3 separate regions of the Mus musculus genome follow, and regions 1 and 3 are each linked to region 2. A link is a loop called in an ENCODE intact Hi-C map of the cell type or tissue named here. Cell type or tissue: heart. All regions are shown on one strand. Each heading gives the region's core, and the rest is flanking DNA. Links, peaks and the distances in the headings are about the cores only. Region 1 has its middle 24 kb from the start of 4930467K11Rik. Region 2 holds the start of Smpdl3a (sphingomyelin phosphodiesterase, acid-like 3A). Region 3 overlaps Pkib (protein kinase inhibitor beta, cAMP dependent, testis specific).

Region 1 (10,828 bases), core at 2,655-6,654, 330 kb after region 2:
AAGAGAGTGAGGTGGGGCTGAATAGCCCTTTTTATGGTCTTCACTCTTGCTGGGTAACTGGGGGGGAGTTTAGCCTGAAGGTCAGAAGCTTGGGCCATTGCCTACATGACTACTGACCATGCTTCTCTTGTGGGGGCTGTGGGGGGGGCGATAACTTAGGCAAGGGCCAGAGTTCCAGGAGCATGAGGGAATGCCTACCATGTCATGAAGGTGAATTATCATCACCGGGGTTCAGACCTCAGCTTGACTGGAGACCAGAATGTCTGTGCAGAGCCCAATGCCTCACATCTATTAGGGGTACAAGAAGCACACAGAACACAAAAGAGACTGGCCCAGAAGAGAAATTCCAAATGACAATAATCAAAACACTAAATGTAAGGAACAAATAATGCTAAAAGCTGTAAGGAAAAATCGCACATAACTTATACAGGCAGATCTATTAGAATAATACTTGACTTTCCAATGGAGACTCTAAAAGCAAAAAGGGCCTGCTTTGTGTTCCCCAAACTGTAAAAGACCATAGATGCCAGCTCAGGCTACTATAGTGAGCAGATATTTAAATCACAACAGATGGAGACATTCCACAATAAAACCAAGTGTAAGCAGTATGCAACTACAAATCTACTTCTACAGAAGAATCTAAGATGAAAAATTCAACCTGAACAGGTTAACCACATCCAAGAAAACACAAGGAATCAAACATCCCAAACCAGCAAATCATAAAACGGGAGAAGGAAAAACCTAAACTACTCCAACAAAATAACGGGAGTCAACAACCAGTGTTCATTGGCTGATGACACAACACCCATGGTCTCAATTGCCCAGTGAAAAGACCTAGACTAACAGATTGGAATTTAAATTAGGAGCCATCTTTTCTGCTGCACCCCAAAAATTATCTTAAAGGATAGATATCACCTCGGGGTAAAAGTCTGGAAAAGGATTTTCCCATGAAGCAAGGTAGAATAGCTATCTTAATATCTGACAAAAATAGACCTCAAACAGTCCTAAATGGTTTGTCTCCTTCAAATACCTTCCCTTAAGGATCAAGAAATTCTGAAGAAGAGGAGGTAAAGAGTGTAAGAGGAGTTCGAGGAGACTCAGGAAACAAGGCTCTAAGATATTAAGACAAATACACATATGAACTCATAGAGACTGATACAGCATGCATGGTGCCTACAATGGCCTGGCCACATGGAGTCCTAGAAGGAGAGAAGAAATGGGTACAAGCTTATATCCTTAACCCAGAAGCTATTTCTAACTGATAACCACTCACAAGTAAAATATTTGTTCTCTCCAACTGAGTAGCAATGGGGATACATACCATTAAGGGTAGACTCCATGGCCATGTAGAGGTGAGATCCAATTATCTGCAAATTTCTTGATTTCATTTTTTGATGACTGAGTAGCATTCTATTTACTACATTTTCTTTATTACCAGTTGATGGACATCTAGGTTGTTTCCAGTTTCTGAATATTATGAATAGAACAGCAATGGAGGGGCTGGTGAGATGGCTCAGTGGGTAAGAGCACCCGACTGCTCTTCTGAAGGTCCGAAGTTCAAATCCCAGCAACCACATGGTGGCTCACAACCACCCGTAATGAGATCTGATGCCCTCTTCTGGTGCGTCTGAAGACAGCTACAGTGTACTTACATATAATAAATAAATAAATAAATAAATCTTTAAAAAAAAAAAAAAAAAAAGAACAGCAATGGATATAAATTTAGCAAGTTTTTTTTTTCTTTTGTGGTAGGATTGTGTCCTTTGGATATAAGTCATGTAGTTGCATCTTGAGGTAGATTGATTCTAATTGGAAATTTCATGGAGATTTCATTGAATTTGTAGATTGGTTTTTGTAAGATGACACTTTTTACTATATTAATCCTACTAATCCAAGAGCATGGGGGATCTTTCTGTATTCCGATATCATCTTAAGTTTTATTATCATGATTATGGCAACTCTAAGAAAGGAAAGTATTTAGTTGGAGGCTTGCTTACAGTTTCAGAGACTTAGTTCATTATTACAGCAGGGATCATGGCAGCAAGGAGCATGGCAGCAGCTGAGCAGGCATGGAGTTGGAGAAGTAGTCATCTGTAGGCTGAGATAAAGAAAAACAGAGGGCTGGGTGTGTGCTTTTGAAACTTCAAAACCCACCCCAAGTGACACACTTCCTCCAACAAGGCCACACCCCTGAATTCTTCTTCTATCAGAGTTCCACTCCCTGGTGACTAAGCATTCAAATATAGATATTGTCTTCAATCTCTTTCTTCACTCTCTCAATGTTTTTATCATCAAAGTCTTTCACTTGCTTGGTTAGAGTTGAAGAAGGAGGAGGAAGAGGAGGAGGAGGAGGAGGAGGAGGAGGAGGAGAAAAAGAAGGACAAAGAGAGAGAGACAGAGAGAGAGAGACAGAGACAGAGAGAGACAGAGAGAGACAGAGAGAAAGGGAGAGACAGAGAGAAAGAGAGAGACAGAGAGAAAGGGAGAGACAGAGAGAAAGAGAGAGACAGAGGGGTTGATATGAAAGATGTTATGATTTCTTTCTCAGTCTCTTTGTCGTTTGTATCTAGGAAGGCAACTGCTTTTTGTGAGTTAATTATGTATTCAGCCATGTTTAGGGCCACTTCTGTATATTAGGAATTCATCTGCAAATAAAGATTCTGTGATTTTTTTTCCTTTCCTATTCATATCCCCTTGATTGCCTTTAGTTGTGTTACTGCCCTAGGGAAAGACTTCAGGTACTATATTGAATAGGTACAGAGAGAAAGTGGACCACTTTGCTTGTTCCTAATTTTAGTGGAATTGCTTTAAAAATTTCTCTAAGTTGATATCGACTATGGACTTGCAAGAAAATGCCTTTATTATGTTGAGAATGTCCCTTGTATCCCTAATCTCTCCAGGACTTTTATCATGAAGGGGTGTTAGGGTTTGTCAAGGCCTTTTCTGCATCTAATGATCATGTGCTTTTTGGCTTTCACTTTATTTATGGATTACATTTATCAACTTATGTGTGTTGGACTATCCCTGTATCCCTGGGATAAGGCCTAATTGATCATGGTGGATGATCTTTTTGATATGTGCTTGGATGCAGGTTGGAAGTATTTTATTAAAAATATTTACATTTGGGAAAATTTTCCACAATTCTCTTCATTAGATTTTTATGTGGCTTAAATGAATTGGGCTGTGTTCCCCCTGTTCCTATTTTGTGGACTAATTTAAGGAGTATTGGAATTACCTCTTCTTCAAAAGTCCAGTAGAATGCTGTGCTCCAACCATCTGGCCTTGGACTATTTCTTATTCTTTTATAGCTTGGGAAACTTTTATTTACTGCGTCCGTTTCATTAGGGATTACAAGTCTGTTTAAATTGCTTATTTGATCTTGATTTCACTTTATTAGGTGGTCTGTATTGAGAAAATTATCCATTTTTTTAGATTTTCCAATTTGATTGCCTACAGATTTTTAAAGTATGTCTTTATGATTCTCAGAATTTCCTTGGTATCTGGTATAATCCCCCCTTTCATCTCTAATTTTGTTAATTTGGATCATCTCTGTGATGGTTTGTATATGCTTGGCTCAGGGAGTAGCACTATTAAGAGGTGTGGCCTTGTTGGAGTAGGTGTGTCACTATGGGCACAGGCTTTAAGACCCTCATCCCAGCTGCCTAGAAGTCTTCAGATGAAGATGTAGAACTCTCAGCTCTGCCTGCACCATGCCTTCCTGGACTCTGCCATGCTCCCACCTTGATGATAATGTCCTTTATAAGAGTTGCCTTGGTCATGGTGTCTGTTCACAGCGGTTAAACTCTAAGACAATCTCTCCCTGCTTTTTACTTAATTTGGCTGAGGGTTTGTTGGTGAAAATATAATTTTAAAGAAAAGCAGTGAGCAAGTGTGATATATGGAGATTTGAGAAAATGTGCATCGATAAGCAAGTGGAAGCAAGCAGAGATAAGAGCATTGCCACATCTGGTGTGGACTATCTGTAACAGGGGCTCCTTACAAGTCTGCAGGAATGCAAAGGAGTCTCATGGCCCTTCCCCTCTTGGCGTTCGCTGGTGGTAGACTTGTAAAAGGAACTGTAGAGATGCTGAAAAAATTGTGTTTTCAAAATGTGTTTAAAATAAACGTATATACGACCTTTTCCTAAGCACATTTGCCTTAATATAATATTTGGTAAGAATGGGCTCCCATAGATAGAGTGACATCTTCATACTACGGAGAATATAGAAATCTACTATGTCCCACAGCACGATATCTACATCATCCTTGGTGTGTGACTGGGTTCTTTTTTTTTTTTTAATTTTTTTTTATTACATATTTTCCTCAATTACATTTCCAATGCTATCCCAAAAGTCCCCCATACCTTCCCCCCCACTTCCCTACCCACTCATTCCCATTTTTCTTGGCCCTGGCGTTCCCCTGTACTGGGGCATATACAGTTTGCGTGTCCAATGGGCCTCTCTTTCCAGTGATGGCCGACTAGGCCATCTTTTGATACATATGTAGCTAGAGTCAAGAGCTCCGGGGTACTGGTTAGTTCATAATGTGTGACTGGGTTCTAAGAGGAACTGAGAAAGTTTGTGGACGGTCACTGGATGGCTTTGCCTCTCGCTCCCCCTACTGTCCATATTGTGTTACTGCTGGAACCCATCAACGTGTACAGAAAAAGCACCTGTGCTAAGAAACCCGACTTTTCAATATCAGATGCGTCAATATGGCGTTTAATCTGATTAATTCCTTATTTTTTTTAACTCTTCCAGAATTTCATGTTCTCATGAGAGTTATGTTTAGAAGGTAATTTATGGATTTGTGCTTTCTGAGATCAAAATTTCTCCCCTTATGTCAGTTTCCTTGTGCATAATGATAAATACAAACACATATTATGCATTTCTCTGGGAAGATATGGTTTTACAAAAGCTACCTAGGTGATGTTCCATGCTCACGACTCATCTTCAGAAATGGGATTTCAAAATATTCTTGTAGTATGTAGATATTTTACAAAATTTGTTTCTTGAATTGAAAATTGTTTGAGATACTGGGAAACAAAACTGTAATATATTTATAACATTTAATAAATTGAATTTATATGGATACTAGAGTTAAAAAAAGTCACAAGAAAGCATGCTACAAAAAATGTCACCGAGGACTGCACTTTGTTTAAGAGTAATGGATAAGAGGCTGAAGGAATGGCTCAGCTTTTAAGAGCACTTGCTTAACTTCCATAGGACCCAAGTTTGATTCCCAGCACCCCCAGGGTGAGTTCCCAACATTGTGTAACTCCAGTTCTAGCTGATCTGACTCCTTCTGGCTATTACAGGAACCAGTCATGTGATGCACATATCTATATGTGGGCATCCATCCACATTCATACAATTGGTGGTGTATAAGTGCATAAAATATATTCAATACTGAAAAATGTAAAATTTAATGTGAAACTTTATAGTTTCCATTTTGAATACCAATTCTAAATTGTACATAAGTTCATTAAGTAGTATAGGCTTTAGGTTTGGCTAATGCTTTTGCAACTGATTTTTATAATAAAGTTTGTTTTATACTAAATAAAAATATAAATCTTAAAAATTATAATGGACAAATCGAACAAAATAGCATTCAAGGGATGTGGGTGAGGTAAATATGGGGACAATCTGTGATACCTTCATAAAACTATAGCAAATCCAAACTTATTCCAAAACAAAAAATTATTTAAAATTGCAACTCTTTAATTAATTGCCATTTAAGAAATTTATGATAAAATTTTGGGCTGAACTTCCTCACTGCTTATGTGCTTGAAGATGTTTATACTTTTCTATTTTTGTATTTGGTGGACAGCTTTGTCCAATTCGGAATCCTAGGTGAAAAATCATCATCCTTCAGAATTTTGAAACGATTCTTTTTTTTTTCCTACAACCTTGTAGTTCTTACCATTCTGATGATAGTTTGTGCTTATTCCTTTTTAAGGGAATTGGCTTTCACCTTTGCACTAGCCACCCATTCCCAGTCTTGCCTCCACAACCTCCCCACCTCTGCCTCCTTCCCTTTGCCTCTAAGAGAGTGCTCCCTCACCCACCCACCCACTCCCAGCTCACCCCTCCAGCATCCCCCTTCTCTGGGGCAACAAGCCTCCACAGGACCAGGGCCTTTCCTTCCATTGATGCCAGATAAGGCCATCCTCTGCTACATATGTATCGGAAGCCATGGACCCACCTGTGTATACTTTTTGGTTTGTGGTTTAGTCCCTGTGAGCTCTCTTAATTGATACTGTTGTTCTTCCTATGGGGTTGCAATTCCCTTCTGCTCCTTCAATCCTTCCCCTAACTCTTCCATTGGGGTCCCTGGCTCAGTTTGATGGTTGCCTGTGAGTATCTGCATCTGTCTTAGTCAAGTTCTGGCAGAACCTTTCAGAGGACAGCCATACCAGGCTCCTGACTACAAGCATTTCTTAGCATCAGCCATAGTGTTGGGGTTTGGAGCCTCCGGATAGGATGGATCCCAAGGTGAAAGGTCTCTGGATGGCCTCCAGTCTTTGATACATTTTTTGTCCTTGTGTTTCCTTTAGACAGGAACAATTCTAGGTTAAAAATTTTGAGTTGTGTGGGTAGTACCATCCCTCCACTGGGGGACATGCGTATCTACTGGAGGTCTCTTCAGGTTCTATCTCTCCCCTGTTGAGTATTTTGGCTATTATCATCGCCATTAGCCTGACATCTGGAACTTTCTAGAGATCTCCACCCCCCAGCCCCCAACCCGTTTCTCACCTGCACTGCTACTTATTTCTATTCGTTCTCTTGGCCCTCTGGACTTCTCTCCTGTCTCTTCCTGTACCTGGTCCTGCCCCCTTTCCCCTCCCCCCTTCCCCCCAGTATCCTCCCTCGGTCTGTCTCCTGTGATTATTAGTTTGTTTCCCTTTCTAAGTGGAATCCACACTTTGGCCTTCCTTCTTGCTAAGCTTCATATGGCCTGTGAGTTGTATTGTGGCTATTCTGAGCTTTTGGGCTAATATCCACTTATCAGTGAGTACATACTATTTGTGTCCTTTTGGATCTGGGTTAACTCACTCAGGATGATATTTTCTACTTCCATCCATTTGCCTACAAAGTTTGGGAGGTCTTTATTTTTAATAGCTGAATACTATTCCTTTGTATAAATGTACCACATTTTCTCTATCCAGTCTTCCATTGAGGGACATTTGGGTTGTTTCTAGCTTCTGGCTATTAAAAATAAGGCTGCTATGAACATAGTGGGACACATGCCCTTGTTATATGTTGGAGCATCTTTTGGGTGTATGACTAGCCATGGTGTAGCTGGGTCTTCAGGTAGAACTATCTCCAATTTGCTGAAGAACAACCAGATTGATTTCGAAAGTGGTTGTACCAGCTTGCAATCCTACCGGCAAAGGAGGAGTGTTTCTCTTTCTCCACATCCTCTCCAGCATCTGATGTCACCTGCGTATTTGATCTTAGCTGTTCTGATTGGTGTAAGGTAGAATCTCAGGGTTGTTTTGATTTGTATTTCCTTGATGACTGAGGATGCTGAACATTTCTTTAGGTGCTTCTTGGTAATTCGAGATTCCTTAGTTGAGAATTTCTAGCTTTAAAATTAAAATTAAATTAATTTAAATTGGGTTATTTGTTTTTCTGGAGTCTAACTTCTTTAATTCTTTGTATATTTTTGATGTAGGGTTCATAAAGATCTTTCCCCAAGCTGTAGGTTACCGTTTTGTTCTGTTGACAAAATAGAACCAAGTAGCTTTGCCTTCCAGAAGCTTTTCAGTTTCATGAGGTCCCATTTGTCATTTTTTGATTTTAGAGCCTGAGCCATTGGTGTTCTGTTCAGGAAAATTTCCCCTGTGTCAACATGTTTGTTTGGGTTTTCCCCCACTTCCTTTTCTATTTGATTCAGCATATCTGGTTTTATGTAGAGGTCCTGGATACACTTGGACTTGAGCTTTGTATAAGGAGATAAAAATGGATCATTTTGCATTCTTCTACATGCAGACTATCAGTTAGACCAGTATTTTTTTAAATAAATGTTTTCTTTTTTCCACTGTATGGTTTTGAGTTATTTGCTAAAGATCAAATGACCATAGCTGTGTGGGTTTATTTCTGGGTCTTCAATTCTATTCACTGATCTACCTGCCTGTCTCTGTACCAATACCATGCGTTTTAAAATCACTATTGCTCTGTAATGCAGCTTGAGGTCAGGGATTGGTGATTCCCCAAGAAGTTCTTTTATTGCTTAGAATTGTTTTTTGCTATTCCATTTTTTGGTTATTCAATATGAAGTTAAGAATTGCTCTTTCTACCTCTGTGAAAAATTGAATTGGAATTTTGATGGAGGTTGCATTGAATCTGTAGATTGTTTTTGGTAAGATGGCCATTTTTTGCTATGTTAATCCTGTTTATCCATGAACATGGGGGAATCTTTCCATCTTCTGAGGTGTTCTTGGATTTCTTTCTTCAGAGACTTTAAGTTCTTGCTATATAGATATTTTATTTTCTTGGTTAGAGTTAAACCAAGGTATTTTATATTATTTGTACTGTTGTGAGGAGTGTTTTTCCCTAATTTCTTTCTCAGCCATTTATCCTTTGAGTGAGTTAGGCTACTGATTTTTAAAGTTAATTTTATATTCAGCCACTTTGCTGAAGTTGTTTATCAGGTGTAGGAGTTCTCTGGTAGAATTTGTGGGGTCGTTTATGTATACTACCACATCGTTTGCAAACAGTGATACCTTGACTTTTTCCTTTCCAATTTGTATCCCTTTGACCTCTTTTTGTTGTCTAATTGCTCTAGCCAGAACTTGGAGTGCTATGTTGAATAAATAGGGACAGAGTGAACAGCCTTATCTTGTCCCTGAGTTTAGTGGGATTGCTTCAAGTTTCTCTCCACTTAGTTTGATATTGGCTGTTGGTTTGTTGTATATTGCTTTTATAATGTTTAGGTATGTGCCTTGAATTCCCTATCTTTCCAAGAGTTTTAACATGAAGGGGTGTTGTATTTTGTTAAAGGCTTTTCCAGCATCTAATGAAATAACCATGTTTTTCCCCTTTGAGTTTGTTTATATAGTAGATTACATTGATGGCTTTCTTTATATTGAACCATCCCTGTATCCAGGGGATGAAGCTTACTTAATCATGATGAATGATGGTTCTCATATGTTCTTGAATCTAGTTTGTGAGATTTTATTGAATATTTTTGCATCCATATTCATAAGCAAAATTGAAATCCAGCCTTAATCCATGGTGATCAGATAGAATTTATGGCATTATTTCAGTCTCTTTCTTTTTAGGTCTCTGTGTGGTTTAGGTATGAGAGTAAGTACAGCTTCACAGAATGAATTAGATAGTACTGCTTCTGTTTCTATTATGTGGAATAGTTTGAGAAGTATTGGTATTAGCTTCTTTGAATGTCTGGTATACCATCCAGCCTTGGGCTTTTTTTGGTTGGGAGACTACTAATGACTGCTTCTATTTCCTTAGGGATTATGAGAATGTTTAGATAACTTATCTGGTCCTGATTTAACTTTGTTACCTGGTATCTGTCTAGAAAATCAACCATTTCCTCTAGATTTCCCAGTTTTGTTGAGTATAGGCTTTTGTAGGGGGAGCTGATGATTTTTGAATGTCTCCAGTTTCTGTTGTTATATCGCTCATTACTGGTTTTGTCAGTTTGGCTTATGGTTTAACTATCTTTAGTTTGGCTTATGGTTTGTCTATCTTGTTGAGTTTTTCAAAGACTCAGCTCTTTCTTTTCTTGATTCTTTCTGTAGTTCTCTTTATTTCTAATTGGTTTATTTCAGCCCTGAGCTTGAGTATTTCCTGATGTCTACTCCCTTTGGCTGTATTTACTTCTTTTTTTTTCTAGAGCTTTCAGACTTACTGTTAAGTTGCTAGTGTATGCTGTCTCTAGTTTCTTCTTTGGAGGCACTCAGAGCTATGAGTTTTCCCCCTTAGTACTGCTTTCATTGTGTTTCATAAGTTTGGGTATGCTGTGCCTTTATTTTCACTAAATTATAGAAACTCTTAATTTCTTTCTTTATTTCTTCCTTGACCAAGTTATCATTGAGTAGAGAAGTTGTATAGTTTTTATGAGTATGTGAATTTTCTGTTGTTTTTGTTGTTACTGAAGACCAGCCTTAGTCCGTGATGATCTGATAGGATGCATTTAAATCTTCTTGTATCTGTGGAGGCCTGTTTTGTGACCTAATATATGGTCAACTTTGGAGAAGGTGCCATGAGGTGATGAACAAAATATTCTTTTGTTTTATGGTGAAATGTTCTGTATATATCTGTTAGATCCATATGGTTCATAACTTCTGCTAGTTTCACTGTGTCTCTGTTTAGTTTCTGTTTCTATGATCTGTCCATTGCTGAGAGTGGGGTGTTGAAATCTCCCACAATTATTGTGTGAGGTTTAATGTGTGTTTTGAGCTTTAGTAACATTTCTTGCACAAATGTGGATGCCCTTGCATTTGGGGTGTAGATATTCAGAATGGAGAGTTCCTCTTGGTGGATTTCCCCTTTAACGAGAATGAAGTGTCCTTCTTCATCTGTTTTGGTAACTTTTGGTTGAAAGTCTATTTTATTGGATATAAGAATGGCTACTCCAGGTTGTTTCTTGGCACCATTTGCTTAATTTTTTTTTTATCCTATTAATTTGAGGTAGTGTCTGTCTTTGTCACTGAGGTGTGTTTCCTGTATGCAACAAACTTCTGTGTCCTTTTTAAGCCCAGTCTGTTAGCTTATGTGTTCTTATTGGTGAATTGAGTACATTGATGGTGAGAGATATTAAAGACCAATGATTGTTGGTTTCTGTTATTTTTGTTGTTAGA
Region 2 (10,828 bases), core at 4,353-8,352:
TGATTGCCCAGTGCAGGGAAAACCTGGAGGTTTGGAAACAGGTTCTGGACAGTCATTGTCATGTTAGTGATCACCTTTATCACGGTGCCTGTGGAGAGTTCAGGTACTGGCACATGAGGTGGGCTATCCCTGAAAAAGAGACAGAAACGTGAAGAACAAAAATCCCTAGATGTATGCATAACTTGCTGTAGCTATTGCTATAGAGGTCCACTTTAAAGTAACAAGTTAAAATTAGAGTCAAAAAGTGGTGATGGCAATAGCATACTCACAGTCCCAGCTCTTCAGTAGACCGAAGCAAGGGATGGTTTGAGCTTAGTACTTCAAGATCAGCTTGGACTACATAGCAAAACATAACCTCAAAAGACGGTGGGGTGGAATGAGATAAACCTCTTCTCTACAACAATTCTATAAAAATGGGGTTGGCCAGGGAGTAGTACAAGAAATTCCAGCCTATTTCACTGCCTATTCCACAGGATCAGCAATATAATAGATTCAAATATCAGTTTTACCAACAAGTAACTGTACATGCATGGGCAAATTGTTTAGAATCTTGATAATACATTTCCTTAAATCTAATATGGAAATAATGATCTAGAGATCTAAAGATTAGTATAAAGATTAATTAGTACCAATAATATTAGTTAGATATAAATTATATATAATATATAATGTAATATAGTTATATATAAATTAATATAGCGATATAGAGATTAATAGATTTCAAAATAGAAATGAATTAAAACAAACAATACTCTACACACAAGGTAAACACCTTATAAGGATAACCAATAGTCTTTATTTCAGGAACTAGAAATATAGTCCTTACTACAGTATTCTGATGGGTGAACCTAGCTATTTATCTATAAAATTAAGCTTCACAAAATGGTTATCATAGGTTAACACTCATCGTTATATTTTGTTCTTACTGATTTAATCAAACATTGTCATATTAATCAAGATTACAAGATACTGATGCAAGTGTGTTATTTATGGAATCATCTTTTAGTTATCACAAGCATGTTTATAAAGTCTATACTACAAGAAAAATCCTCACAGGATTTCTAAAATTGTTTTTATCACTAATAGTGCTGACTAATGTGACCTAGTAGTGTTATGCAACATTTTATTAATTCTGACAGCTTCACATATGCATATGTTTATACCCACTTCCCATTCTCCCCACTAACTCCTCCTAGATTCACACCCACCTCCCTGTCACCCCAATTTCATGTCCCTTCTTTTTCCTTTTTAACTCACTGAGTCCAATCTGTACTGCCTAGATACTCATGCATGGGGGCTTCCAGTGGTGAAGAAGACCAAGCATGTTTTAACATATATAATTCATAATGAAAATTAGTGCACTCATGAAGACTGTCACACTGTAGGTCAATACTGCATAGTTAAGAATTTATGTGTGTACTTACCCTGTCCATATCATGAAAGATGCTTCTTGTCCTGAATTCTTAATAAAATCAAAGGCTGACAAAATAAGTTGATATGGAGAGTCACACAGGACATCTCCGAAAGGCCCAGGGTTGGAGGCATTTGCGCCTTTAGATGAAGCACACACCTTGGTACGGTCATCTGTAATGTGGTAAGTAGGGTCTAGATGTAAGTCAGTCACGTGCCAAAACTGCCCTGTTGGTTAGAAAAGAAATACTAATAAGTTTGTGTTTAGAGTAAGACCAAGTAACCTGTCTCCTGGCACAATTTCAATGTTCCTTACACCACGAGTTTAAGCACAGCTCTCTCCTTTGAGATGAAGTAACTTCAAATAGCAGAAGAGCATACAACTTAAATGTGTGAAAACAACAAGCCCAGAGTTGATGTGACTACTCCACCAAGACTATAGTAAAGACTAGGCTACACAGCGAGGGGTTTGGGGCCACCTGTCTGAGAGGCAAATGAGGTCCTTCCATATTGTGTCTCAATAGCATGTCTTCTTGCAAAATTTGAGATTTTGCAAATTATTTGCTTTTCTCTTGTAGAAAAACAATGACTTAGAAATATTATCTACTTTGCTAAGACTGAATCAGGAAATGTTTATTTCAGTTAATTTGTATATGCTTTCACTCAGTATTAAAAGAAAAAAAAGCATAAATCCTTTATTCCCTGTGACAGACATAGTATCTCTGAGATATTCCTAAAAGCTAATTAATCAGCGCTACGACCAACATACACGAGTACTCATTGTTAATATTGTGGGAAGCAGTTCTTCAAAGAGAGCCTTCCTATTGATCTCAGGAAAAGCCAAATTTATTTGTCAGCAATTCTACTTGCAAATCATATTAAGAAATATTACTGCATTGAAGGAATTATTAGAACAAATTTTATCTTTCACAATGAGTTAGTGTTTTATGATAGCTGTGGTATTAAGAAATTTTTTATTTAAGTGTATTTATATATATTCATATATTATTTTATATATTCATATTGTATTTTACTTATATTCATAGTATGTATTACAATCATTAATTTATTATATTTATATAATTATATTATCATATTATACATAATTAATTATATCAAATATCATTTATACTCACATCTACCTAACTACATTATATAATTAATATATAATTTAATATATAAATTCATATATGTAATATATAATTTATTTATATTAATTGTTATTATATATATAATGAATAAATGATGAAGCTGGACTCATCGTTTTGAATTTATAGTAGAGAAACTAATGCTGGGTATGTTTTGAATGAAAATGTCCCTCATAGGCTCAGGTATTTGAATATTTAGTCTCCAGTTGGTGGAGAAATCAAGGAACCTTCAGGAGGTGGAGCCTCAGTGCAAGAACTGTGTCACAGTGGGGAGGGAGGGTTGTGAAAGTGCTTAGTCTCTGCTTTGCATTTGTGGTTGGAACTGTGATCACTGAGCTTCCTGACACAGCCCCCTGTGCCACACCCTCCTATGCTCTGGGAGTATGAGGCCAAATAAAAATAAACTGACAAATTCTTCCTTCTAGATGGTGTCTTAGTCATGCTATTTCATCACAGCAACAAAAGGTAACTAAAACACCAGGTCAAGTAGGAAAGTTGGTGAGTATTTACAGCTTATATGATATTAAGGAGACCATATGTTGAAGAGCCCTCCAGTTTCCATATATAATTTACATATAAATTCAATATCTGTGTAGCTTTCTCATATATAATTAAATTCTTTAACTCTGAGATTTGATCCCTGCTTCAATAGTCATGTATTGTTATTTGTTATTGTTGTGTGTCTGCTTTTCTTACTTTTCTGAAAGTTTGGAAACCTTTAGGACTATAGAACTAAATTTTGGAATCACAAACAAGGAAACATATCCTATATCTTGTATTAATTACCGTACTTATTTAGTGAGTATATACTATGCATTTTTTCCAGATTGTTCTCTTTAACTGCTCTTCAAAATAGCCCGCCACATGTGCTGCCAAACCATGCTTGAGAGCTTTGAACTCACTCTGATTCTGATATAGAACATCTGAAAGATCTCAGAAGAAACACAAAGAAAGAAAAAGAATGCAAACTTTTGAAATCTATGCAAAGGTGATCATACTTAATAAAATACATTGAAGACAGTCACGATGATGTATTGACTGTTAATTTGACACAACGTAGAATCCTCTGGGAAAGGCATCTCAAAGAGGGCTTCTCTACATCAGACTGCTCTGGAGCATACCTATAAGAAACTTTAAAGTCTTGATGTGGAAAGACCCAGCCTACAATAGAGGGCTGGTGATTCTGGATTGTGTACATGTAGAGAGGACTGAACACAAGCAAGTATGCATTCTTTATTCTCTCTCTGCTCTGGACTGTGAATGCTGACTAGCTGTTTTAAGTACCTGCTCAGACTTCCCAGCTGTTGTGCCAGGAAACATTCATGAACCCCAAAAGACCGCCAAGGAGCTGATTCGGATGCAATCACATTAGGGTCTCTTTATTCAAGCTCGAGCTTGGGCTCCCCACCAACTCCGACACAGCCTAGTTTTAGGAAAGTACTTTTGGGGTCAAGAAAGGGGGATATCTAGCCTGGTACATATCTGATTGGGGCTATTATGGCCTTTAACATAATTGGCTGGTGTTGGGAGCCAAACCATAAACTTAACTTTTGCTTTTTTCCTGATTTATGGTTGTTAGGAAGTGAAGTGCCAGGGACAAGCTTGTAACCTGGAGGGGTAGATTTCTTGGGGAATAATCTGGAAACTGGTGTTAGACAGAGGTTTTGTTGGGGAGTAAGCTGAAAACTGGTGTTAAACACAGGTCTTGTTGGGTAGCCTGGAAACTGGTGTTAGGTTCTGGCCTACTAGTTAAGTTGAGTTTAACCTTAGGTCAGATTCTCTAAGATGGAGTCTGAACGCAAAAGATTTGGTCTCTCACCAGCAATAATGGGGCAGCCATTTGATTACAGCCTCAGAAATGAAATTAAAACTACAGTGAACTTGCTAAGTATCAACAATAAGTTAGCATTTTTGGTGGTCATTTTTTGCCAGCACCAGCATAATTTTATAACAAGAGTTGACATGTAAAACATTGACGACGTGAAATCCAGATGAAAATTGATGTAAAATTGTATATGTGGTCAACTACTCAGTACTTAAGCACTATTTGAAAATATCAGCAAAGGGTAATTTCTTTCATTTTACAAAGCAGAAAAAGCCCTAAACTTGGAGTTCAGATCCACTCTATCTAGCACCAAAAGCAGAGAAAGCAGTTAGATTGGAATTTTCATGCAGTTTGCCCGTCCGCAGGGCGTATAGACTGCATCTCAGTTTTGTGTCAACCAGTGCTTATATTATTTTTAGACTGTCAACAAACAGTAACTACACAGAAAACAGATTGGTGTCAGAATCAGACAGCCAGACTTCCAACATAAGAGATTAGCACCCAGTTATTAGTCTGTAAGATCTTGGCCTGTTTCATCTGTCATATGGGAATAGTAATGGCAGCCTTTAAGATGCCATTAAAAGATCCTTTAAGCCCTCAAAGAGCATGTGACACTGAACTAGCTATGTGTTAGTTTTACTACCATTTATAAAACCTACATCCTGACATTGAACTTTCCCTTTTGCATGTAAAATATTCAATTTCATCCAGCACTTATGATATGTTTAGTACTATTTTATAAGCTTTTCATCATTATCACCCAGCAAAACAGACAGGAAAGTGGAACACGCAGAGATTAAACCCAGGTCATCTGTCATAAAGTAAAGGGCTGACACTGGTTCAGGGGCCACACTTCGGGAGACATGTTGCCTTTAATCACTGTACAATGCCTCTCATATACTTAGTCAAATAAGCTGCCTTGTACCAAAGTAGATAATGATATCTACACAAAAGGTACATTGAGGATTAAAGTAAATGAGATCATGAATGGATTAAATTTTTCATAATCCAAATCTTGCAATGGATTTTGAGCACATCCCTATGACATAATGCAGTACCTGGTTCACAGAGCTCCAAGAACAGGAATGAGTCTGATGGAGTGGGCCCTTAACAAAGATTCTTTAATTTTACAATTCATGGCATTGAGGCAAAGGCAAATTTCAGGATTCCCTCCAGATCATGTGACCAGGCAATAAAAGCTGAGCTAGAACCTGTTTCTCCAGATGCCAAGGTGCTATTTCTACCACATCACATTGCTGGATAGACAAATGAGGGGGTAATTAGATTCACTAAAGGATGGCTTGAAATGAGTCAGAACATCTGGAGGTTTTACATCCTAACGCCAATGATATTGTACATAAAATGTGGTTGTGTGTGTGTGTCTCTGTGTGTGTCTGTATATATGTGTCTGTGCCTGTGTGTGTGCGCGAGTTTGTAAGGTCACCAATCCAGCCTGTGACACAGTCCATAGCACACTCAAATCTAAATTTTTTGGCCAAAAATGCCCAAAGTCCTTTACCAAAATTTCTTTCTTATCCCCCAGATAAACTTTTCAAATATTTTTTCAAGATATGTGTGTTACACAGTCTACATAAGTGCTCAAATTTATTTAAAGAGATACTCAAAATTTTCAGAAAAAAAAATTCAGTCAAAGAATGCTTAATAATTTGTCCCAGCAAACCCAATGAACCATAATTATATGGACAATTGTATGTAGTCGTTTAAGTGGGCGTTGGTTGATCTGTTTATAAAGTCAGTTGCTGTGTGCTAAGTACACCAGCAGGTGACAGCCTACTAAATCTTTTAAAAATGAAGCCAAACACCCAGGGTGGTGGTCCTCTAGTCACATGGACTTGGCAAGGGGGAAAACTAAGACTGGGAACTTAAACACAGTTAGGAAACAAGCAGAGGCCAGGCTGGGTGGAAGTTGTGGAGGGAAGTGCAAAGGGGCCAGGGGGAGAGAGGCCTTCTAGTCAAGTGGAAAGCAGGTAAAATAATCCATGCAATGTGAAACCAGAGTCAACAGGTCTGGTTATTCTCTCTCCCTCCCGCTACCAAAACAGGAAGGTATCAGAAGGAGAGTCACATGATCACGGGCAAAGTTTTATGACTTCTTTCAGCAATTAATTCATTAAAACCAAAGGCGAATTTACCTGTGGTGCAGCCTGAGACATTTCCAGGTCAAAATCCGGAGCAGTCACAAATTTAAAATAGCACAATTCCAGCAATATAAAAACACGAGGCAGCCACATATGTACACATTCTGGGGGCTATTTCTGTTACAGGTGTTATTTGCCAGAGTTGACAAACCGGACATACAGCTGTGGCTTGCAAAAGCTTGACAGCTAAGTCAGGTGTACTTCACTCATAAGCAAGGAGAAGGGATTCCCTGGACCCCATTCAGGGAAGTCCTGTGCAGATCAGAGGCAGGCATGGAGAGGAGGCAGACAGCAGGAGAGTTTCAGTTCTGAGCACAGGTGAAAGTCTCAAGGATAGCTCTCTCTGCAAATCAAAACAAACCCCCCAACTAGAGCAATTATTTTTAAACGGAGCTAGGGAGATGGGGGAGGGGAGCGTCACCTTAAGTTTTAAAACCCAGAAGGCAACCTACAGTCTTACTAAACATTCAGTCTGGACGGGGATTTTCTAATTTGAGAGGGATGAAGAGTGTTAAACTGTGCCCAGGAATCCATTCCCACCGGTCTGGATCCAGTAATTTTGGAGTGGGGCTTAACTTACCGATTTTTTTTTTTCCCACCAAGTTTGGCAGCTGCTACTGCTGGGTGGAAGGAGACTGAGGGGGCAGGGCAGGGCAGGGCAGGCCAAGATTGCAGAAACAGAGTAATAGGCTCCCGGTAAACAGAACACACCACAAACGCAAGACCCCAAGTGCACCAAGGGCTGCGGAAGGGCTCAGGGGTTTTATGTTAAGAACGAAAGAGACCAGACGCCTCGGAGACCTGAAGAGGCAGAATTAGGCTCCGACGTCACTGAGCAGAACAGAATAGGACTGAAGCTACATCCAGGTGTAGGGACCCTGTAGGTCCTCCTCTGCTCTGGGCAGACTAGGTGACTCCGGGAATGCCCACAGCCAATTCTGAGCGGCATTTCCCACCAGACAACAGCTTCAGACTTTCCTCCCCTGGGAACTAAACCACCCAGACCCGGGATGTAAACAAACGCCCAGCAGGCGGCTCGGCTCCATACTGGCGCCCACGGGGCGCCCCCACCATGACTCAGACCCAGTGACCTTGCTGTCTGGCCTTTGGCCACAGTGACCAGTGTGGCGGCGTCCTGTGCCCCGCTGCCTACGCACCCGGCACCTTCATGACTTCGCCGACCCCCTCCACCGTCCTGTGCAGTCCCGATCGGTCCACTCACCCACAGCTGGGGCGCGATCCGCCGGCGCCAGGGGCACCCCGAGCCCCGGGCCGCAGAGCCAGGCAACCAGTAGGCAGCAAAGGAAGTTGCCCAGCAACGCCATGGTGGAGGCCACTGCCCCAGGACGCTAGACTGGAGCTTGGGCGCCGCTGAGACCCGCAGGCCCTAGGGGTGGAGAGGAAGCCAGAGCCTTTCCTTGTGTTGACGCCCAGCAAGCAGATCACGTGTAATATTAGATTCCCCTGAGCACGAGTTCTTCTGACCTTCTGGACTCCTTTATTTTAATATGCTTCCTTAATTTCTTAGGTCAATGGGAAACAATGTTCTTGCTCCAACCCCGTATTGTTTCCTTCCCTGAACCCCAGGAGCGCCTACCTGACAGGGCCATTTAGCAGAGGTACTTGAAAAGGCAGGAGAACCCTGAATCATAGTTAAGACAAACGAGTACAAGAATGGGTTTGGATTTCCTCAATGGTTTCGCTACCTGGGATTTATGACAGAAATGTAAACTCCCAAGCCTCAGGCCACCGCTGATAAATGAACAGATTAGCTGGGCTGGCCATGTGTGGCTTCATAGTACTCCAAGGTGATAGATAGGTGGAGTCGGCAAACTATGTCCCAGGTTCACCAGGCTGAACGTTTTCCTTTCCACAACTGAGTTAAGCACGTCCTCATGCAACCTACCTGGTAAATACAAATAGAGACTGTTGATTTTTCTATTCCAAAAGTTTTATAAGTATTGGCAAAGACACCAAAACCCACAGACTGTGTGTAATATGTATTCTTTGTTCTCTCTCTAGGAATTTATGAGAATGCGCTCTCTTTATAATATAGCCAACAACTTTAATTTATAAAACGTAGGGTGTCTTTGGAGAAGAGCAAACCTTTGAGAGATGCTGACCTCATAAAAGATGTGAGCTGTGGCGTCTTGAGGAAGCCGTGCTGTGTTAAAAGGTCCTGACAAAATACTATGCTTTAGCTGAGTTCAAGGTACTTATTATGGGAAGATGGGTGTTTTAGGTGGACACCCACATTGTCTTGGGATACCATGGCCTCTTTAATACTCAAATGCCTTAATTTGTGTATCTAGCATACCATTTTCATGATTAAAAGAGTATCTCTGTCACTAAGCTTAAATGGTTTTTCAATATCCTCCAACTATAGAATTAAGAATACTACATTGAAACTTTATAGTTTACCTACTTAGATTTACATTCTTTGTAATAGGAACATATCTGGTAAGTGTATTGATTTATTATTTTCTTTGTTCTATAACTGTAAGTTTCTGTAACCTATTCCATGTTGAAACAGTCATTTAGAGAAACCAGGATCTGTGTTCTTAGCCTAGGATCACACATATTTGGCTTAGGATACATTATTTTTGTATTTTCTTTAGGTACTTTTACCATTATATTTTACAAATATATTTATTTTCCATCAGAGGAAAAAAACTTTGTTTTATATCTGCATGATTTAGACATTATATCTTGTGAATAAATTTTTTTTAATGGACACTAAGTTTCCTTTCAGATCCTGGTAGACTCCTCCAAGTTTTGCTACATCATTGGGGTGATTCAGAGCAGTTCAAGAACCATGCATGCTTCCCTGCAACAGACATGGTCACTTCTGCAATTTCTCAGTCTACAGTCTAAAGAGTACAGGGAAAGTAAAGCCGGGAAATGGTGGTGAGCTTGAAATGCAGAAATGGATCAGCAAGATAGCAAGAGCTTGAACATTTTAAAAGAAAGTGAACTAATGATCAGAATACCAGTTTTGCTCATTATAACTGTGATCCAACCAGAGATGATCATTCAGACACAGTTGAGAGCCGATTGCAAGCCAGCTGGCTGGAACTATGTTCAAGTGTTCGGGATGTAAGCTTATTCAGAGCAAGTCTTTTAAAGAGAAAAACCATATCCTGGTATCTCACTTTGCATTGGCAGAGGTAGGTTTGCACAAGCAAGCTGTTTAGCAGAAGCGATAAGTTAGCTGCAGCATCTTGGCCTTTGGTCCTACAATAGAGTCGGGTAAATTCCCAGTGGATTCTCCATTAAAGAGATCAAATTCTAGTTAAGCCTGAAATGGCCTCAGTAAGAATACAAGATAGAGGAACATCTGCAGTGTCTTGCCTTGTCAAACATTATTTTTCAACTTCTAAGACATGTTATAGGAAGTAAATTGGTTGTGAAATAACTTCAGTTAAGACAAAATATGAAGCACACACATTGTGAAACCTTTAAAATGCTTGAGAACATAAACTGATAATGTTTTAAGTGAGCAATGGAAGCCACAGCCTCCTTTCTACTCACTAAGAAGAAGCTCAAGGCTTCAGTGTTCCACACGCTGATATACCTGCAGTGTAAGCCTACTCCTGTAGGTCTTCAGCCCCCATGCATTTGTCTTTATCTGAACCAGGGAAAATGTGAGATAAAAGCCCCAAAAATAAATAAATAAATAAGTAAATAAATTTTGATGACTGTCAGTGGTTCATCTCTGTTGTAATGAACCATGAAACTAGTTTTATTGTTGTGAAGAGACATCGAGGCAATGGCAACACATATAACAGAAAACATTTCACTGGTGTTTGCTTATAGTTTCAGAAATTTAGTCCATTCTCATCAAGTGTGCATGTAGAAATGCTACCAAAGAAGTAGCTGAGAATTCTACATCTGTATCTGCGGGCAACATGAACAGAGAGAGCAGCTGGATCTGGCTTGGGCTTCTGAAACCTCAAAGCCCACCCACAATGACACACTTCATCCAACAAGACCACACCTTCTAATCCTTCCAAATAGTGCCACTTTATAAGCATTATGAATTTATGGGGGCTATTAATATTAAAACCACTATAGAAGGTAAAGTTTTCTTTTCTAGATTATAGTCCATCATTAAGAGAAGTCAGGTCAAGAACTCAAGATGGAGCTTGATGCAGAAACATAAAGAGTGATTCTGGCTCTTGCATACACTTACTCTTAGTGAGCTTTCTTATAGAGCTCAAGTCCACAGGCCCAGGGAATGGAGTCACCCATAGTGGGCTGCATCTTCCTTTATCACTTAACAACAA
Region 3 (10,828 bases), core at 2,346-6,345, 52 kb after region 2:
TGCCTTTAAAGTTGGCTTGTCAACTATTATCTGATGATGATAAACCAGCCTGCTTCCAACTTGTGCTTGAAAGCCATTGTATTATAGGAAAGCCAAAGTAGGTTTATCTCTGTTGTTAATTAAATCACTGTTTCTTAAGGATGGAGGCTATTCTGAACCTGTGACCTTGACTACAAATGATCCTGCATTGCCTGTTCCAGGAAACAGCAACCATGTTTTTTTTTTTTTTTTTTTTTTTTGCTTCTTATAAGCAGTATGTTAAGGTTACATTTTGCTTTTGTAACCAGGCTTACATGCAAAATTCACCACTTCAGGGTTTTTGCCCAACAAAAAAAGTTGAAAAATTGATTTGGATTGGTCTCATTAGCCCTTGCCTTAGAGGGAGACACCCAAGATTCAGATCTGGTGCGTACACAAATAAAGCTTGGTTTAATTCGGGTTGATGGTCTTTTTCCATCATGTTTGTGGAATTAGCAGTTGTTGCTTTGCTCCTATCCAGACAATCCATAGAAAGTTCTTGAGCATAGAAATTCTACTCATTTATGCTACCTGAGCCTGGTTGTGTCCCAGCCTGTTAAAATGCAGTAGTGTGAGTGTTAGACCCAACAGTAGTTCAGGATCCAGGTTTGTTTTTTTGTTTTTGTTTTTTCTGCCTGCATCTCTGATTGTTGAGGGCATTTCAAATGCTATTTTTTTTTTCAGGCAATTACAAAACAAACAGAGAAGGAAATTTTCATCTCAGGAGAGACTGCTTTTGTGAATAAATCATCAGCTAGGGGAAGGAAGGTGGATATGCAATAAATGTTATCAAGTGTCATCAAAGAGGTATTTGTGAATAATGAGCAAAGATGTCTGTTGATCAAAGGAATGTGGGATTTTATTTTGTTCAAATTTACTAATACCTTCATTTTCTGATGAGCATGTCTGTTTTTTTGTAGTTAGGTATTTTGTCAACTTCACCCTGCCTACAGTCATCTGATAGGAAAGTCTCAGTTGAGAAATGTTCTAGATCAGATTGGCCCATGGCCATGTCTGTGGGTGGAACTGTCTTTTGTTACCTGATGAGAGAGGGCCCAGCCCACTGTCCCTAGGCATGTGGTCATGAGCTATATGAGGAAAGCTAGCTGAGCTTGAGCCTGTGTGAGAACCTCAGCCTAGGAGAAGATTTCCTATGCTTCCCTCAAGGATGAACTGTGACCTAGGAGTTTAAGCTAAATTGTTTCCTCCCATAAATCATTTTTGTCAGAATACTTTTATCACCTTAGTAAGGAGGAAACTACAAGTCAGTTTTTGCTGACTGCTGCCCACTTTTCATTTATCTACTACAAGGTAGGATTTGCTTTTGTTTGCATTTGCTTACAGGGACAAAACCCAGATGTCTCAGCCTGATTTTCCTGGGTCTTCGGGATCTTTGCAGAACCTCATTTTCAATGTTGAACCTTGCTTTTCTCTGTGTGTACCACAATGTGAAACTCAACAATCCACCTATGCAATTCTGGTCGCCACTCGGCACCTCTCATCTGAAATACTTGCCATTCCTTTTGAGTTCAGCCTTCCTCTGTGAGTTCACTCCATTGCCTCATTTGTAGCCTTCACTTATCACAGCTTACTCTGTCATGTGACCCACACTGATGCTGCTGCTCATCATTTGGCTGATCCTGAACGGAGGAGACAGCAGAAGCTTTGTAGGAGCACTCAGAGAGGCAGCCATAGAGGGGGCCCTCTTTTCACCCTCTCTGGCCACTGAAGACCTAATAGCTCTATGAGAACTCCAGAGCCATCCGGAACAGGAATGGGGTGCAATGAAGGGGCACAGGAAGCTTTTTTCCACAAGGAAGGAAGTTCTTATGAGTTCAACTCACTGAAATAGGAGGGCTTATCACCAAGGCAACACAGTGTAACATGTACGCAACCTAGGAAAGTTAGGCAGGCATCAGAATGGAACTAAATGTTTCCATATCTTGGAGAGGTAGTAAGGACTGAGGACTCAGCACACTCGTGTAGAATTAAGCTGTCATGCATGAGCATTGAAGAACTTGCTAATAATACCTTCAGTCAATGCTGAGAAACAAAGTCACCAAGTTTGAGTGTACTTTTCTGGAGATCACATGCAATATGCCCCATCTGTCTCCTCTCAAACTAGAAAAAAACAAAATAAGTAGTTCAGGGAAAATAAAATATAAATTTGTTTGCAAGAGTGAACAGGCCATTATTGCCAGAGTTTTATTCTTTTAAAATATCTCAAAAATAAATCCCCAAATTCAAAGACTATCAAGTCTAGGTTGTTAGCTTTCCTATAACTTCAGTTTAAGAAAACTGAAACTCTAGGAATGTGTAATAAAAGAGTACCTGCAAAGAAGCAAAGTATTCTTTCTCCCTCTTTTGGATTTAGTGATGGAATAACCCAGCCGCTGAGCCTCATTTTCTGCTAATAGGCAGAGTTAACTGATCAGTTCATCCCCCCAGTCTCTGATCATCATGGAGTAATCATTGCCTCACTACCTCCTGGTCCATTTCATAAACTTCCATTTTCTTGAGACAGAGATGTTCTGGTCTGAGGAGTGAGACTGTGTACTTGTTAATTATCACTGGGAGGTGAACACCTGCTCCAGAGACCTACAGACAGCCTGTCTGTGTTAACAGAGAATACTAGCAAAGACTGGCTGGTAACAGGAAGCAAGCAGACATGTGTCATGACCCTGCAACCTTTTGTAAAAGTAGTAAAAGCAGAATTATTACAGGGTGTGGCCCTCAGTGCAGAGGAAGTGAAATAAGTTGTGTCTTGTTTTCTCTACATGTTTAGTGACCTTGTGTGTGTACTTAAATCCCAGCTAATAGGCACCAAGAACAAAAATTATTCATTCAATGATTATAGCAGTACCTTAGAAAGAGATGGTATAGCTCATGAGAACCTGGAGGGGAGGCATAAACAGAAGCAAAAGAAACCCCGGGGCGGAGGAATCCACACTGAATTCTGCATCTGCTCTGTAACTTCAAAAGGACTTTGTTATAAATAAAAAGCATTCTTTTTCTTTAAAAAAAAAGATTTAATTATTATGATTAAGCACACTGTAACTGTCTTCAGACACACCAGAAGAGGGCGTCAAATCTCATTACGGATGGTTGTAAGCCACCATGTGCATGTATGTGGTTTCTGGGATTTGAACTCAGGACCTTCAGAAGAGCAGTCAGTACTCTTACCTGCTGAGCCATCTCTCCAGCCCAATAAAAAGCATTCTTGCCTTTAAACACATCCTCACCGTCAATAATCACCTTAACCTTTTAACTCATTTGTGCCTCAGTTTCTCCTGGTGCAAAACAGGGACAATAGTAGTACCATACCACGGGAGTATATGACTTATAAGGACCCATGTGAATAAAGCTCTCAGAATGATATGTGTACATCAGAGAACTATTATGGAAGTGTCTCTTGCTATCTGGGGAGATGATAGAAGTCCACAGTTTGGCTCTCTTACTCCTATATTCCTTTATCTCTCACTTTTCTCACTTCTCTCTCCCCTCTCCTTTCTCTTTGTCTTCTCCTCTCCTCTCTCCCCTCCCCCTTTCTCTCTCTTCTCTCTTTCCCCTGCATTTCTATAATAAACTCTTAAACCATAAAACAAAAAAGAAGTCCACAGTTTGAAAGTTCCATTTCTGAAGCCAGCCTGCCTTGCTTTAAAACCTGTCTTTGCCTCTTACTGGGCTCATCTTGGGTAGCCATTTTGGGCCATGTGCTCTCATGCATAGGGCTATAGTCAGAACTAATTATGTATGAAGCACTTAGGATAATAGTTAATGCTTAGTGTTAGACATTATGTTCTTCTCATGCTATCACTTGCATGTGTCCTCTCTAGGGAAAATACTCCAGTGGTACCAGCAGCTATACTCAGTGCCTTTAGTCCCCAACAGTTCCTTGCCAAGACTTCTTGGCCAGCATCCTCTTTGTACATTCAACGTTCCCACACAGCACACAGTGAGAAAATAGCTATCTCCTCCACCCCCACCCTGGGAAGACCAGGCAAATCAGTTAACCTCATGTCCTTTCTTTTAAGAGTCCCATTTTCTCACTAAGGAGGCTGTGCTCTGATAGAAGATATTCTGCACTAAGGCAAGAATAAAGACGCCCATTCACATGTTATTCACTTGCCTCAAGCTGCTTTGAGAGATCCAAATAAGTCTCAATTGGCAAATAGTGCTTCTAACTTGAAAGGCATCAAAGGCCTATTTGAATCTTAAAGTTTTACACAATTCAGAATTGTTTGTAATTTGATTTTAATAAAAAAAAGCATTGTGCACAACCGTATTAAATTAATAAATAAAATCTAGCTGGTTGTGTTGCATATAAGAAAGAAACTGTTGAATAGAAAAAGCCGTAGCCTTTATACATGCCTAAGTTTATTTTAAAGATGCACTATAGCTCCCTCTCCTGGCACCTAAGTTCAATAGTGTTCCCTAAAATTGAAAAGAAACCAGTAGCCAGATTAGAGTACTTTATTATAGTCCGATAAGGCATCTTTTCAGGGAGGGGTGTGTGTGTGAAAAACTGTAGTTTGGTGATTCCACCCCTGCCCGCTTAAGATAATCCCCACCAACACACAGCAGCATTAGTAAAAACAACGCAACAACAACAAAAATAATCTGGAAACCTAGGGCAATCTGGGCAGATTGGCTTTGATGTGTTAGCGGTAGAGTGACATCGCCACCTGGTGTCCATTTTATGAATTTTCATACATAAGTATTTAATTTTGTGAACATGTAAGCAAAATAATTTACCCAAGAAGCAATATCATTTACCCAATTTTAGGTAGAAATCCACCCAAATCCACACAAACTGGCTGCCTTGCTCTGTCCCTCTTAGTAGCCACCACACTGCGACATCGAAAAATTGATAGGAAAAAGTAAATCCCCGTTATTTTAAATCCAAATCGATTAAAAAAAAATAAAACAGGAATATCTGAACGTCTATTTAGTGCGCTGGGAGCTCTCACAGAACTGCCAAAGTCAAGTCCATGGAATCAAAGGAGTAACAAGCCCTTTGTTCTTAATATCTTACTCTCTGAAGAGTGGCTCCCCAAGGCCTCAGCAGCTGGGCTAGCCCACACCTTGGAGAAGCTGCGCAGTCACATGTGCCCCTCCAAGGCACATGGAACAGAACACATGCGCTCAATATGCTCTGATTTCAAATTTTTGTCAGTGGATATCAGATTGTTTGTATGCTGCTCCTGTTACAGTCTGCAGCTTGGCCGTCCCCCGAAGGGTTCCCTCATCAGAGCCATGGTACTATTCAGAGTAGTGGGAGGTAGGATCTATGATGGAATCTACAGTGAGATGAACCGGTCTTCCAACTGCATGCTCCCACCATGACCTTGCACAGAAACCTGTGAAATCACAAGCACACCTTTTCAGTCTCTCGGTTATCACTGGTACTTCCGTTGTAGTACTCCAAAGGTGCCCAATACTGTCTCAGAATGTCTCTGTGTTCTATTCACTGTCGCGGGAAGCCCCAGGACACACACAAAGGTTAAGTCTGGGAGTAGCACTTTATCTCTCTCCCATCTAGACACTCATCCTTGTCTCCTACAAGTATGGTCATCTACCCAATCTGTGGGTTTACCACAGATTTTCCATTTGGTTCACATTCTGAAAATTAATGATAAGTTAAATGATTATTGGGTTTGTCATCTAAACTCTTTTGTGGGGGGGAGAGAGAGGAGGAGGAAAAAGAAAGAGGAGGAGGAGGGAAAGGGAGAGGAGGAGACCCAAAAGATATGTACTATAAAAAGAGAGAAAACATAAACAAGAGATTAAAAACAAAATATCATGTTAAAATTAAAAAGAAAAGGAGAGAGAAGAGGAGGAGGAGAAAGGAAGGCGGGAAGAAAGAGAGAAAGAAAGAAAGAAAGAAAGAGAGAGAGAGAGAGAGAGAGAGAGAGAGAGAGAGAAAGGAAGGAAGGAAGGAAGGAAGGAAGGAAGGAAGGAAGGAAGGAAGGAAGGAAGAAGGAAAAGCAAACAAATAGCTCTAATATGATTCTCCTTGTATATAGCTTTTCGGTTTCGCTAGGATTCAGGCCGACTGAATAAAACTCTTGTCTGAATGAATATGGACAGTGTGGCCTTTTGGTTTAAGAGAAGCAGTGCACACTCTGGTTCAGAGTTCTGTCCTGACTCTCCGTGGATGCTGTGTGAGTTCTCAAGGCCACCCTCGGAATTTCCTTTATTCACTTGTGGAAATCAGAAGCAACAATTTTGTATGAATATTTCCCTGAAGCATTAAATAGCTTTCTCGTGTGCTTAGCAAACACCATTTCCCCAGGAGCACGGGCTCACGGTTTCTGCTGTGTTATGCTCAATGAGAAATTGGCTCCTGGATTCAACCCGGTGTTAACAACACAAGCTTCAACCTTTCCTTTGAGCCAGGGTTCTGGTTTTTGAATAGCAGCAGGCATTTGACGTTCTGAGAACTGCCATTACTAACTGGGAAGAATAAAGGAAGGCACTAATGAAGCAATCATAGCTTTGGACAAGAAAATACTGTGAAGGTGGAGAAAAGACAAAGGAGGGAGAAGAGATGTCTTGTTACATAATCTGGAAATAAATCAGGGGTCTTAAAGTTGTGGCAAGCCTCTATGCTTTGGCAGATAGCAGCAATTTCTGCTGTGTGTCTGGCACTGTTCTCAGAATTTTGCCAATATTTGGTTCCTTTACCTTTATAATAATTCACCAGCTTACACATTAAGAAACTGGAGCAAAGAGCATGAAATAATTAACCAGGGCCATGAGAGAAAGCCTCTGCATTGAGCTTGGAAGATGCCAGGTATGCAGAGACAGGCTGCTACGCTTGTTGTGTGTTCAGCCGGCCTCTGTCCTGCCCTCCCCCCACCTTCTCTTCATATCCACTCTCCTATGTCCCTGTCCTTTCTCCTCACCTTCATCTCCCCTTCATGCTTTCATCTTTTTTTCTCATGTCTTCTCTCTCTTTGCTCCTCTCTTCTCTCCTCTTTCCCCTCTCTCCCTCTCTCCTCCTCACCCTTTGCCCCCCTGTCTTCTTTGCCCCTTTCTTCTCTCCTACCTTCCTCACTTTTCTGTCCTCTTCTTTCCTCTCTTCCCTCTTCTCTTACTCTTCTCTCCTTCCTCTTCTTCTTCCCCAGTCAACCTCTCCTCTCTCTTTCCTATGCTATCCCTCATCCCTCCCATCATACATCCAATGTTCCCAGACCCCTGAAGATAATGCATTACTTCTTTTTGCAGTAGGATGCTCGACTCTTAGTCACATCCCGATAAGACTCAACATCCCCCTCCCTTATATCACAAAAGCATCCCCAGCACAGGACACAGAATGGATTATGTTTGTTCTCTCTCTTCATTTGGAGAGAGGTAAATTTGTGCACAGCCACTCAATAGCTTTATTGTTTCATTTTAGCCTCATTGTATGACCGGGTTAATTAAAACTGTCTAATAATTAACTCAAGTAGGAGCCGTACACAAAGACAATACAGAAATGAGCTGAAGTCTTTTGTTTATTAGCTACACCTGCCCAGTCAAGCAATTTCCACTGAGAGTGTCTACTTCCTAAAATATAGTACTCTTTACACTAAAAAGAAAACAAAATGCTCATGAGAAATTTGAATTTTGTTTTAAAATAACTTCTAGCCTCAAATTTTCCTTTGTCTTTGCCTCCTAGTGAAATAATAAATATATTCTTTTTCTCTAAATATTCTTTGTCAATGAGTCTGATATCTTTATAAGGCAAATGTCCATATTATATATATATATATATATAATATGTACATATAATATACAATATGCACACATGTAATGGGGCATTGTATATGTGTATACACTATGATATATTGTGATGTAGGAGATACATAATACAGAATATTTATCACTGCTAGTAATAATGACGAAAGACAGTTTGGGTGTAAATGAAAGAAAATGCCATTATTAGCTATGTGTTGCTTATTTTTCTTTATTTTCATAGAAAAAAACTTACTCATTTAAATACTGACTCACAATTATTTTGTTAAACAACTATCATAAAACTCTACTGGCATCCACAAAAAAAGCAAGGCTCTTCTGTTGTCAGATATTTGATTACATTGTAAACCCTGAGATTGTGTTATTTTCTCAAAACCCCTGGTTTTTTGTTGTTGTTGTTGTTTTTGTTGTTGTTGTTTTTGTTTTTGTAGTATGGCTCAGCCCTTTGTACATACCTTTAATCTCTCTGGCTGGAATATAGACATATCCTTAGTACACATCTTTAATCCCAAAAATGAAGGTAAACTTAGTTTGTAGAAGAAAGTGCCTATATTTGAAAGTGATGTCTAATTGAGTGGCAGACAAAGTGATGAATCAGAGGAACATTTGACAGAACAAGAAATGCCCAAACTCTTACGAGATGAGACAGGAAGGGGAAGCTACATAAGAGAGCAGTGCACCCCATCATTCTTCCTGTCTTCCTGCTATGTTCCACTGTACATCCTTTCAAACAGTGAGCCAAAGGATATCCTTCCGCCTTCATTTGGTTGTCTAAGGTATTTTGTCACAGCAACAAGAAACTTTAGAATACTGCTATGAAGAACAGAGCTACTGTGATAAACCTGGTTATGTGCTTCACAGACACACATAAAGCTGCTTTAAGCCAGCTTTGCGGAGGGAGAGTTTTGAGTGCCAGACTGGAAGAAAAAAACCTAGAATGTTAAAAAGAAGTACCTGCTCCCATTGTCTTTGCAGTCAGGAGTCAGAGAGAAATGAACATTGGTGGTCGGCTGACTTTTTCCACTTTACTTTTTATTCAGTCTGGGAGCCTGTGAAGGGATGCTGCCCATCTTCAGGATAAGCCTCATTGAGATCAGCCTCTCTGAGCTACTCTCCCATATATGTTCAGAGGTATATCTCCTGGGTAATTCTAGATCCACCTAAGTTGATAGTGAAGATTAACTGTCATTAATGACATGGATGTCAAGCTGGAGGTCCCTGAAGTTTGCTCTCATAGAATGAACTACATCACTGGTAGGCCTTAGTTAGCAGGCAGAGGCAGTAAGTCAAGGAGATGACTATTATATCAGGCAAATACAAGATACATTTACACTCATTACCTGTCAGACACTTATTAACATGACTGAATTTTTTACAGATGTGGTAAATACTTCCAAGAGTCCATTTCCAATAGAATCTATTCTCCCAACACTATGACTTAGGGACATTTGTAAAATTAGAGTCAACTAACCAATTTAGCTACCAACCTACCTCCTGACCAACAAATAAAGCCAAGTGCCGTGGAGCATGGTGATGATAATAGCCAATGTTTATCAAAACATTTCTTCTGGGCATTATTCAAGTGCTTTACGTATACAGTATCATTACTGGCTACACCCACTGCCTTAGTTTATCGATGCTGTTGTGATAAAATACCCTTCAAAAGCAACTTGGGAGAGACAGGGTTTATTGTAGGTAACAACTCCAGGTTACAGTCCATCTCTGAGAGGAAGGCACAGTACCAGGAGCTCAAGACAACCTTACCCATCACATCCACAGTCCAGAGCAGAGAGGAAATCAATGCAGGCATGCCTTATAGATACTCTGCCCATTTTTTCCCCCACTCTTATGAAATCTAGGAGCCCAAACCTAATGAATAGTACCACCCACAGCACACTGGGTCTTCCCACATGGATTAGTGTAATCAAGACAATCTCCCAGAGGTAAGCTAATCTAGAAAATTCCTCATTGAGACTCTTCCTCCCCCAGGTGATCCTAGGCGTGTCAAGTTGCTGATAAAAACAAACCATCACACTCACTATAAAATGAAAATTGTTATCAGTTCCATTCCACACAGGGTATGGTGGAAATTTAACAGATAGGATCTTCTTCATTCAAGATCACATCGCTAGTACATAGGAATAAAATTCAAATCCAGGGAGTTCTTTCTCCGGTCTCTCCACTTCAGTAATACTGACAGCAAAGGCTATACAATCCTGCTGTGGAGACCTTCATAAGGTCTACTACCCGTTAATAGCAGCATCCCAGCTCTGTTCTCTCCATTCCAGCAGCAACTTCTGCCCCCACTTCCTTTCCCCAGTGGTCTCCAGACTGTGTCAAAGTTCTCCAGGAGGCTGAATCATAATCCCAGCCTATTTGGGAACAACTGTTCTCTCTGTCAATCATTCAGTCAATCATTCTGTCAATCATTCAGTATCACTCCATTATACAATGTTCATAAAAAATTTTTAAAAATTAATGACTAATATATTTTATGAAATATTAATTAAATGCACACCTCCATACTAATGCTCATATATATATATATCTGAGAGCTGAAAACAATGAAGCTCTTGGAAAACTGCCTCTGGTATCCATAGTCACAAAGTTAACCTTTATCCATACAGGCACAAGCAGCAGGGGATTTAAGGTACAAGACCATCCTCCACCCTTTCAATTGTATCCTCCCTTTATACCCAGCCTATTTCAGAAGACAAAATAAAGGAAATTTGTATCAGTGATGAATTTCTACTGTGGGATTCTATTCAGTTAATGTTTCTGTTCTCTTTTAAAAAGAAAACTACTCTGTGGAAGTCAGGGAGGAAAGATTGTAGACGACAGGGAGGATGGAAGACACCAGGAGAACATGGCCTACAGAGTCAGCTAAGCAGGGTTCACAGGAGCTCACTGAAGGGACAAGCACGGGGCCTGCAGGGGTCTGCAGCAGGTCTTCTGCATATATGTTGTGGCTTTTAGCTTTATGTTTTTGTGAAACTCCAAACAATGGGAGTGGGCGACTCTCTGATTCTTTTGCCTACTCTTGGGACGCTTTTCATCCTCCTGGGTTGCC

Evidence for each region. Peaks named below come from ENCODE experiments on the same cell type or tissue, not always from the same donor. Only the 100,000 strongest peaks of a DNase experiment are listed, where the experiment ranks them.
Region 1: it touches region 2 in a loop (5-fold over the local background); 5 of 42 quality-filtered maps call a loop at or near these places.
Region 3: it touches region 2 in a loop (9-fold over the local background); 19 of 42 quality-filtered maps call a loop at or near these places.

What each region holds. Positions count from the first base shown.
Region 1 is chr10:57,457,279-57,468,106 of GRCm38, reverse strand. No RefSeq gene overlaps it. Among named protein-coding and RNA genes, the nearest start is that of 4930467K11Rik, 24 kb to the left of the region's middle. In heart, for the core only: a CTCF peak has its summit at 4,633 (motif pointing left); no DNase peak of the experiment used is centred there.
Region 2 is chr10:57,791,721-57,802,548 of GRCm38, reverse strand. Smpdl3a (sphingomyelin phosphodiesterase, acid-like 3A) reads right to left here and starts at 8,005. Exons shown (of 8, transcript NM_020561.2): 1 at 7,765-8,005; 2 at 1,425-1,638; 3 at 1-129. The coding sequence starts at 7,867. In heart, for the core only: CTCF peaks have their summits at 6,147 (motif pointing right) and 7,644; a DNase peak (open chromatin) is centred at 7,788; H3K4me3 peaks cover 1,949 bases; H3K27ac peaks cover 1,288 bases.
Region 3 is chr10:57,737,529-57,748,356 of GRCm38, reverse strand. Pkib (protein kinase inhibitor beta, cAMP dependent, testis specific) reads right to left here. Exons shown (of 5, transcript NM_001039051.2): 5 at 7,245-10,828. Among named protein-coding and RNA genes, the nearest start is that of Fabp7, 42 kb to the left of the region's middle. In heart, for the core only: CTCF peaks have their summits at 4,473 (motif pointing left) and 4,674 (motif pointing left); no DNase peak of the experiment used is centred there; H3K4me3 peaks cover 345 bases.